Linked DNA regions of Homo sapiens: region 2 is linked to region 1. A link is a loop called in an ENCODE intact Hi-C map of the cell type or tissue named here. Cell type or tissue: chondrocyte. All regions are shown on one strand. Each heading gives the region's core, and the rest is flanking DNA. Links, peaks and the distances in the headings are about the cores only.

The links. A loop is a pair of places that touch in the nucleus more often than their neighbours do. Peaks named below come from ENCODE experiments on the same cell type or tissue, not always from the same donor. Only the 100,000 strongest peaks of a DNase experiment are listed, where the experiment ranks them.
Region 2: a loop joins it to region 1, with 4 times the contacts of the local background. A loop is called at or near these places in 5 of 110 quality-filtered maps.

Annotation. Positions count from the first base shown.
Region 1 is chr4:77,382,493-77,387,878 of GRCh38, reverse strand. No RefSeq gene overlaps it. Among named protein-coding and RNA genes, the nearest start is that of CXCL13, 220 kb to the left of the region's middle. In chondrocyte, for the core only: a CTCF peak has its summit at 2,313 (motif pointing left); no DNase peak of the experiment used is centred there.
Region 2 is chr4:78,513,991-78,519,376 of GRCh38, reverse strand. FRAS1 (Fraser extracellular matrix complex subunit 1) reads right to left here. Exons shown (of 74, transcript NM_025074.7): 66 at 3,364-3,578; 67 at 1-46. Among named protein-coding and RNA genes, the nearest start is that of ANXA3, 35 kb to the left of the region's middle. In chondrocyte, for the core only: CTCF peaks have their summits at 1,902 and 2,131 (motif pointing right); no DNase peak of the experiment used is centred there.

The DNA of each region.
Region 1 (5,386 bases), core at 126-5,125:
ATCTACAACACAGACAAAAGGGCCTAGAGAAATGCAGTTCCTCTGTTCTGTGCCCAGAATGCCTGTTCATTACAATGAAGTCCTCCCTCAACTCTCAACATTCTCCAATTACATGTTCTGCCCAATTCTGGCAACTCCATGATCTGTCATGGTTCCTAGATGTCTCTAGTTTCAGTATTTGCATGCCAACTTTTCTACCTCATTATGGCACTGGATTGCAGTGATTTTACCACTAACCATGGTTTCTTGCCTAGTGTATGGCTCTTCAAGAACACGTCCTGTGTGGCTTATTTATCCAACCTAACACATATACATCTAAAACCTCCAAGTTGGTTCTACCTCCTGGAATTGGTATAAAGTATTGCCCACTTTATCCTAGATAGCACCCAAGTGGCTTTACACATTCAGCAACATTAGGGAGGATTCATACTTAGAGCCAACAAGCTAGTAGTAGGAAATGAAGGACCAGATATTCATCTTCCCACCAGTAGAGTCCTCAGAAAAAATTATAGAAAAATCAGTAATGTCGCATGCTTCGAGACCTAGTTGTAGATACCATTAAATTTACATAAGCAGAAAATGTATGTGTAACAAAAGCCACTCAGTCAAGTCAGAACTGAGTTTCAAAACTAGACTAAAATCTGAGCTTAATTACCTTAAGATGTTGTTTGCCTATAAATTCCACGTATCATACCGACTAGAATCCCAAGAAAGTTACATCATACAGAACTCTAATAACTTCCTTAACTAGCATAAAATACTCTCTTAAAACACTCTAGCTTCTCTACAAGAACCAAAAGCTGACTGAGTTTGTTATGAACCAATGTACTATAGACTTTCTTTGCTATCTCAGGTCACCATCTGTAGTCATTGTTATGTACTGGGAAAGTGTTCTAGGCAAGAGACACTATGCAAACAGAAAACACACAAAAATGACCCTGTGGGTGCTCACCAGCAAATCCAGCTGCACATGAGCGCAAGGAGGATGCTGATGGTCTTCCATGTGCTCTGTGTTCTCACAAGGCCTACACCTTATGCTCACATTGCTTAATTCACTGCACTTTGTCACTGATAGTCACATAAAGGGAAATATTAAGTAAGCCTAGGAAAGCTCATGTTTGCATAAGATTTGTGAGCAATAAAAAATACAGGGTAAAAGCATAGAAGTCTCACTAATCCATACACTTACACCTTCTGAGATGCTGTTTTATGCACACAAGAGAAACGTGCTCACATGATGGATCTAGAATACCAAGGCCAGCCTGCTTTCAACTTTGAGAATCAAACTATTTCCAATGTATTTTTCATCCCTTTATTAGAAGGGCCAAGATACTAAGGCAGGTATATGCTGCTCAAGCACAAGTCCCTCTGAGAAACATGCCATTCTGTGACCATCTACTCAACCAAGGTGCTTATTATTGACCAAAGAGCTGACTCTGCCTCTCTGGATCTTTGCTCTGTTTTAATCTTTCCGCATCTGGTCCCCCACTGAGATCTTTCTCCAACACCTACTCTGGATCATCTGCTTTGAGACAGGTTCCTTTTACCTTCACCCATTTCCCTACCAAGAAGTGCCTCTACCCAGGGCTGTATGCCCAAATTTATTTTTCAAAATGCTATCAAAATTTGACATGGGAACCTTCAGAATGAAGACCCACGGAGAAACAGAAAACTTTCTATTTTCCTGCTTAGGTTTAATGATGTATGAACAGCCATGTAGGACTGTAAATGGTCAGAGATATATGACCTAATGCTAATAGACTGAGTTGGGAAAGCCACCTAGGCCTGTCTAGATTCTTTGTCTCTGGCATTTCTTCCACCTGGGTTGGTGGCAGGACCCCTTGTGGAATGAGGGTCTCATAACCTACTATTAGTCAAGGTAGGTCAGAATTTCTTCATGGCCAGTCCTTACACAGAAAGGCAAGGAGAAAGTGAGCAATCTTTCCAGGTTTTACAGCTGGCCTTGGGGAAGAGGGCTTCTAGTTTCTATGACTTGCCTTGAGGAAGAGGAAGTCTAGTTTCTGTGACCTGTCTTGGAAAGAACAAACAGGAGACAGAAGAACAGAAGGTCAGAGACTGACTGTTTCTGATACTGCTTCTGAGGCCTTCCTATCTCTTTTAGTGCAAAGTACTTATCAGGCCAAGAGGCCACTCACTTGTCCATTCTTTCTTCCCAGAAACATCACTAAGAAGCTGCTCATTTGAGGCCCCAACCCCTCTCCAGGCTTTCTCAGGGATCGTTGGCTCTGAGTATGGATCCTCCTTGAAGTCACTGAATGCGTAAAGTTGTTCTGCTGTGTGAGTGCTGCCCTCTTCTGGCCAACACAGTGAATCAGGTTTCAGAGTTTCTGCCCTGGCAGTTTACCTTTGGGACTTGTCTGATTCTTTCACACCCCACATGCACTTCCAGAAACCCTGGGAGGGATGCACAAGACCACTCATATCTCGTGAAGCATAGAAGTCAGCGAGTCAGTTTCTAGCAGTGTCCTGTGGTCTCAGATACCTCATCCTGGACTCTAAAGCCATCTCCCTCATACAGGAAGTTAAACTCATGATCTGATACACTTTGAGCCATCCAATCAAATAACCACTGAGAGGTCCACAGAAGTGCTGTTTAGCTTTTTAGTACAGACTTGCTTTCACATGGAGACCTCTGTTGAGTGAGTCCCTGATTAAAAAGCAGAAATAAACTCTTGGTTCCCCAAAAAACAAAGTGCCAAGTGCCAAGCAACCTTTACCAAGGTCAAGGCTCTAACTTACACACTTGCCTGCCCCACAATATAAAAGATGATCAATTTAGAAGCAAAATATAGAATGTATAGCTGTGCCACAGAACAGTGATATCCTATTCCATAACCCATAACACCAAATATGGCTCACTAGCACTCCCCCAGAACATGCAGGCATAGCCACTCCCCCAGAACATGCAGGTGACTGCCGTAGTTGGCAGGTCAAGCCCCCCCATCCCCCATCACTCAATTATAGGCCTGTCTATAAACTAGGAATCTTGTGACATAGTTTAACTCTGCATACAAATTGGGGACATTGAGACAAGGGGCTAGAAGGCAAAGCTCTTATACATCCTACAAGCCTGAGTGTGTTTGGACATACCTCTCATAGAGCTTTAAGCCTGGGAACTCTTATTAGGGAACTGGGAAAGATGAGTCTTCATGTTCAACTCAATACAGGGAGTCTTGTGAAACAGATAAAGGTCTAAACTCACAGCAGATTTCAATCCCATCCTAAAGACAAGAACAATGAAAGGAAGTTTCACTTTTTCCAAAGGAAGAGGGCTTGAAGTGAGAAGATACCATCTGAGCAAGAAACCTATTTCTGCCACCATCCTCAGCGCAACACAGATGGGTATTTCTTCCTCATTGTCTTGACCCTTGGCTCAAGGCTTTGTGAGCAAGCCAAAGCATTACTGACCAGTACTGGGAATACCAGGGCCAGCCTGCTTTCAACTTTGAGAATCCAAATGTATTTCCAACATATTTTTCATCTCCTTATTAGAAGGGCCAAGACACCAAGGCAGGTATATGCCTAAGTCATACAGCAATATTCTTTATGAGTTTTAGCTTATATCAGCAAAACTAGTACCACTTTGGGATTAAGAAAGACATACTTGTTAAATTGCTAAGTGAGAACACTATTTCCAATTCTAAAGCCTCTTGGCTATGCTCTATGGCTATGACACCAATAAAAATGCCTCCCAGGCCCTCATCTTTGAGGAAAGTAATTGACAGCTCAAATTAATCTGCTATGAATCTACAACAGAGGCCCATGGCCCGACCACTTGACCAGTAGACCAGATGCAAATGGACTGCAAAGTCAGACAAAGAACCCTGAAAAGGTGTGTTCATGTAGACATGTAAATTTCATTTCACATGTGAAGACTCACTACAGAGCACCAGCCACAGAAACTCACCGAGCCACCCAAACAAAATGACTGCCAGTTATCAGCCAACTAGCAAATGAATACAGGCTATAGTGGCAACAGACATGGAGGCTACACAGGTGCCCAACAGCATGTAATGCCAATTTCTAGAGACAGTCTAGTAACTCTGAATGTGCAGCTCTTTAGACAAATGTTGCATCCCCATATAGCACCCTGATAAGGAGACCAAAAAACCACTTGTTAGCAAGTTGATTACATTGAGCCATTTCTATTCTAAAAGAGTCAGCCATATAGACTCACAGGAATAGACAACTATCTTACTATGAATGTCCCTTTCTTCCTTGAGGAATCTCTACCACCACTACTATCTGGGATCATTTGCAATGCTCCTTCCACAGGCATGCAATTCCACACAGACATGTCACCAATAAATTGGAATCAGAAAGAAGTGGTACAGAATGGGCTCCTAATCATGAGGTAACCTGGTATCATACAACATCATTCTGAATCAGGTGACTTCAGCACTGAGAGACTCAGAAAGCCATGCAGCAGCACTGAGTGAATGTGCTCAGAGTTTGGAGTGCCCTTCTTCATGATGCCATAGTACATTACAGAGGTGCTGTATCCCCAGTAGAATGATTACAGGGATGCTGCAACCTACAGTTGAGAAGGAAAAATGGTCTCATTTTCTACTGCTTCAAGTGAGTTACTGGTCACTTTGAGTCATCCTTGTGGCAGGGCAACAGAATGACCAGCAGGAGACTAGGCACCCTGGAGCAGTAAAGAACATGAATGGAACCCAAGTATTCCACTTGAGTATCTTATTTCTCGTCCCATTGTAACTGGGGCATTAAGTAGCCCTATCTTAAGCATCTATTCACTAGAGGTTGAAATACCTCAGGATGAAGGTGTGGATCACACCACCAGATCAGCACCAATCCTCAGCTGAGGCGATAGCTGAGTGCAAAGGGAATTCAGGGTGGATTTTGGTGGTGGAAGAGGAGAAGTAGTTGTGAGCCAAGACCCACTTCAGCCACAGCAGTTGCATTTCTTCCCCTAACATCTTCCTGTATAAGTTTCCTCTCAAAAATAGAGGCCTGTGGACATGGAGTCACTGCTCTGTGAACTGGTGTAGGGAAGTAGATCTGTGCAGCACAGGGGCCAACTGTGGGTCCATTAGAACACCACACTTCCTAAATGCTGCTTCCAGCTGATGCTTCAGTGCAGCTGGGAGACTATGGCAGGCTCATTTAGGACACTTGGAACTCCCAGTGGGCAAGTTGGGCCCTGGGACTTGCCATCTGCTTTGCCAAAACACTTAGTATTGTACTCCTCAGTCTAAGCCACTTCCTACCTGACCTTTCTTCTTTCCTTGAGAAGGTAAGACGTGCATGCATTGTGGTTTGATCCTCCCAGACTCCTCCAGCTCCCTCCTCAATTTCTGTCCCCGGGCTTTCTTCCCACCCTCAAAGCTTTTGAACATCCAAT
Region 2 (5,386 bases), core at 170-5,169, 1.1 Mb before region 1:
ATAGAGGCACGTGCACTGTCAAGAAGGACTGGGCAGAGTCCCTCACCTGCCGAGGAAGCAGTATGCACACAGAGTTATTTCTCCCCTGGGATGAAAAGACATACTATCACCACATCTTGGTTCCATTTTCATTCACCCATGTAGTCACACACTTATTCAATAATTATTAAGCAAGTGCCCATGATTGCACTTACTTATTTAAAAAAATAAAGGAACTAATGGAATAGAAAGCAGCCGGGATGCTTCTTTCGACAGGGTCACGTGCAGAGGCTTCTCTAAGGAGGTGGCACTTGAACAAAAATACTTTTGAAGTGGGAGAATGAGCTCTGTTCAGTTGCTAGAAGATTTGGCTGAAATTTGAGAATATCACAATTATTCTCAAGGATCAACCCGGTGGATGTGGGATCTACCACTCAGTACAAACTCCCTGTATTGATCATTTGCCAGTGACCTGTGGGAGAGCCCAAGTCAACCATCATCAGGAAGATGCCCACATCCAGACGCCTGGGAGGAGCCTGTGCCTAACTCAGGATGTTTTAGTGAGTGCTCTCATCTCCTGCTCCAGGAACAAAGGGCCGGAGCATTGAAATCATATATAGGAAGCTCACCAATGGACAGCTCAGAGCTGCACGTACTTCAGTAATTTCCTGTCCCATGCTATGCTTTGGAAAGAGTTTTGAAAAGGCAGCATATCACATTTCCAAGAGAACATTTCTTCTAAGGAAGTTTGTGTTCCTGCTTTTAATTTGGCCCAATCATTTTCATTTTACTATGTAATGAACAAAACTGGATGGAAAGATAACAGAATGGTAGCAGAAGCTTTTGTGGTGAAGCTAGCTGTATATGTGTGTGTGAATGGGGAGTTAGTTCACACATTTTTAAAATATTTTTATACTTTTTTCCACAAATAAATAAATAAATAAATATATATATATATATATATATATATATATACACAACAAAAAAACTTAGCTTAAAACAATTTTATTTTATCATTGGCTAATTACTATAATATACTATGGGACTTATATTTTTCTTTTGTTTGAAAATACAGTATAAAGTGTTTCTATGGGTAATTAAGGAAAAAACCAAATGTTTTAATATTTTTCTAAAGTTTTTTTTTAATATTCAAAGTTGTCAGGGATTTAAAATTTGATGCCAACTTTCTCAAAAGACTCAACTAACTCCATACTCATTGAAAAATTCCATTTTGACATGCCTTACTTTGTTTGTTTGTTTGTTTGTTTGTTTGTTTTTCAAGAGATGGGGTCTCTCTCTGTAGCCCAGACTAGAATGCAGTGACTCCATCATAGCTCACTGCAGCTTCAACTTCCTGGCCTCCAGTGATCCTCCAGCCTCAGCCTCCCAAAGTACTGAGATTACAGGTATGAGCCACTGTTCCCAGCCCCTCTTTTTGTTCTTTTTAAAGAAAATTTCCAGATTGTATTTGGACCTTGTACCATGTTCTGTCCCTTATACACAGGTTTTGCTAAATACACCTGCTCCAATCACACTATCAGAACTTCAATAAAATCTCTAGCTGATTGGCAAAATTAATTTTTCCTCATTTGTTTTTGTTTATCCTCCTTTAGCCCTCATGATATTACTCACTAATCTTTAAAAAGAAAAAAAAACCCAACAAATATTTACTGCATGCCTATTCTACACCAGGCACACTGTGCAAGGCACCTTCTCATGTTGAGATTATTAGTACAATTTCAGAAGAGGTTCAGAGAGGTTATGTCTTGTCCAAGCCTGTTGATTGACAGCAAAAGGTACCAACTAGGCCTTAGTTCTAAGTTCTATATTCTTCCTATCATACGTCAGTAATTTCAATTATTTTCAAAGAAACAGACAACAACAAAATACTTCTGTGCATGTTTTTTCTGTGTTGGTTTAAAAGTGGGATTATATATAACAAATCCTTGTCTTTGAGTTTTTAAGCATATTCTGAATAAAAATATTCAAACAGTAATTACAGCAAAATCATAAAGAACAGAGAATACTAATTTTTGAAGGGCCAGGAAAGAAACAAAATCACTTAGTTTTGCATTTTCCAAAGTCAAAGTTTATACAACTGGAGAAATGGAAAACCGATGAACGCCTTAAAATTCTCTTCAGTAGATGGCAGTAGTGTGTACAAAATGAGAGGAAACCAGGCTGAGAGGCACCACAAAGAAAATGACAAATTTTAATCAAAGACACTTTCTCTAAATAATTACTGTAAATCCCTCTATAATTTCTCTCCTTCAGTGAGGATAAACCTGATTTGAAATGAAGAACAAACATCTAACTAGTTTTTAGCTCATTGAGATAACTGCTCAAAATTGGATAGAACCTGTTTTAGAATTAATTTTCCCATGAGGACAGATTAGCCTAGTCTCACTGGCCCTTTGATATAACCGCCCTTCTCTGACTCTGGCTTCTTGCTATAAATTTTTCAGTTGTCACTAATTGATATGGTTTGGCTCTGTGTCCCCACCCAAATCTCATCTTGAATTGTAATCCCCATAATCCCTACATGTCAAGGGAGGAACCAGATGGGAGGTGATTGGATCATGGGGGTGGTTTCCCTCATGCTGTTCTTGTGATAGTGAGTTCTCATGAGATCTGATGGTTTTATAAGGCAGTTTTCCTTGTTCTTGCTTGCTCTCTCTCACCTGCCACCATGTAAGACATGTCTGCTTCCCCTTTCACTATGATTATAAGTTTCCTGAGGCCTCTCCAGCCATGTGGAACTGTGAGTCAATTAAACCTCTTTTCTTTATAGATTACCAGTCTCTGGTTTGTCTTTATGGTAGTGTGAGAATAGACTAACACACTAATGTTTAATGGTAATATATATTTTAGAAAGTGTCTATTTTTGTGGGGGCTGGCAGTTTGGAACAGGTGTGAAATAAAAATGTTTTAAGCAATTATCTTTCCACAATGCATAGGACAACAGAGCTCTTCTTATCTTCTGAAAGACAGGCTGCATCATCTGACGCATTTTCCCAGGTGGGGAAGAGAATATATCAATGTAGTAATAACCCTAGCATCAAATGTAAATATTTTTGGCTTTCCAAAATATATGCATTATAAATACAAAAACATATATGCCTAGAGAAGTAAATATTGGATTTTTACATAAGTGAGTATGCCAGACAGTAAGTTTTTTCCACATTAACTTGATTTAGAGGACTTTGGGGGCCTTCTCTAGCTTCAGTGCTGCCAAGATCTTGCTTGAGGGACTTATAAAGAAGACTCCCTTAGTTGGTTGTCCCAGTTCTGGAGGCAAAGTGCTAATTGAAGTGCTTCAGGAACAAACAAGGTTGACCATGGCACCCATATGCAGAGTCCTCAGACAAGCCCCGGGGCACCTACCTGGAAGTCAGCGGTTACAGAGCCCCCACAGACGTCAATCAGCTCAGTCATGTCATAATAAGCATCAAAGGTCCACACGCAGCTCTTCAGGTTCAGGTGTTTGTAGAGCTGGATGGTCTTCGGCTCTCGCACGCTGGGGTCAAACTGGAAGGGGCGATCGTAGCCAGGCCCCAGGGCAGTGCTATCATAGACCACATCATCCAGGAACCCTGCCTCTGCCAGGGAGGGAAGAACAAGGAACGATAACTTGGTTTGTGGATGCCAAGGAGCAGGGTGGGGTGAAGAGCTCACCCTTTTGCACTAAAAGCACTTTCAATCACCTGAGACCCTACTAACAAAGCAACCCAGGGCTCCCAATGTGCAGGGAGAATGTGAGGGATCTTGGAAAGCGCTTGCTAACTGCTGTTGCCAGGTGTTGAATGGAGGACTCCACCTCTAAGAGACCACAGGAACCAGGGAGGAAAAGGTGAGCAAATGATACCATGAATGAAGGCGGCAGAACTTGGAAAGGAAAACTCTCTGAAGCTTTGCCTGTTATACCTGGCAAGTCTGGTCCTGTGCTTCATATATGTCCCCACCACTGCTGAAGAAATGGATTTACTGTATGGCTCATTCATTGGTGAATTATTATTTTAAGAGTGATTTTTAAAATTTCTTTTTTGAGACCCCATCTCAAAAAAAAAAAAAAAAGCCAGCATACCTACATTTGACTACTTCTTGCTCATACAGTTTCTGAACTCTTGTCGGGGGAAAGTCTTAATTTTTTGTTAGTGAGTAAATAGGTCACTAATGATGCCTGTAACTCTCACCTGTGCCAGGCAAAAATTATTTAATCAAATGCTGCCAAGCACATGAATGGCTCTAAATTAAGGGAGAACTTTATGCAGTAGGGAGCTGAACACAGACACAATTTTAGAATATGAGGGTTAAATTTTTTTTTTTTTTTGAGATGGAGTCTTACTCTGTCACCCAGACTGGAGTGCAATGGTGCGATCTCGGCTCACTGCAACCTCCGCCTCCTGGGTTCAAGCGATTCTCCTGTCTCAGCCTCCCGAGTAGCTGGGATTACAGGTGCACGTCACCACACCTGGCTAATTTTTTATGTTTTTAGTAGAGATGGGGTTTCACTGTGTTCCCCAGGCTGGTCTCAAACTCCTAAGCTCAGGCAATCCACCCGCCTCAGCCTCCCAAAGTGCTAGGATTACAGGCATGAGCCACTGCACCCGGCTGGGTTAAAATTTTTATAGTACTAAAAGCAACTGTAGTATTTTAAAAGGGTTGATAAATATCTTAGAATGCTTGAGACCCAGCACCTAGCCCTCTGCCCCATGATGACTAGGTACTCAATTAACATGTCTTGAATTTAATTGCTTTTAAGCAGGAACAGGTGCAAAGTTTAGTATTTAAACACAGTATGTCTCTTCCACTAGCTACAGATGTGGACCAATTAAACTTTCATATGTAGCTCAGTGATTTATAAATAATTTTCACTCAGCTAATTTCTACTGTATAAAGACCATCATGACCAAAAGTGATGCTTAATGAATATGAAAGAGAATATGAATGCATTTCTGTCTTCAAAAACACTGTTAAGTGTTTCATCATTTGTGAAAGGAGGAAATATGCATTTAATGTGCACTTGCTAAGGTAAATGGAAATGGACAGAATTCTTTGTAAAGTCAAATGTCTGCTGTGGTGAACACAGAGATGCGCTGCCTCAGCTGTCAGCTCCTTCAGCTCTGCGTCAGCTGCATATTGGCTCAGCCCAAGGTCATGCCCTTGCGGGGCAGCCTGCATCCAGTGACTTAGCTAGGTAGGCTATAAGGGTCTGGCTGTGTCAGCTGGAAGTAGGACAAGTCTCTCCAGAGCTCCCTGCCATGGCCGAGATGGCTTTTTCAGCCTGCATTGCAGCTTGACTTCTCCCTCTGCCCAATCCTGTTTCGCTCCTTCTCTTTCACAGATATTGATCCCTAATAAACATCTTGTAACCCCAAACTCCCTCTCAGCTCCTGCTTCTGGAGAA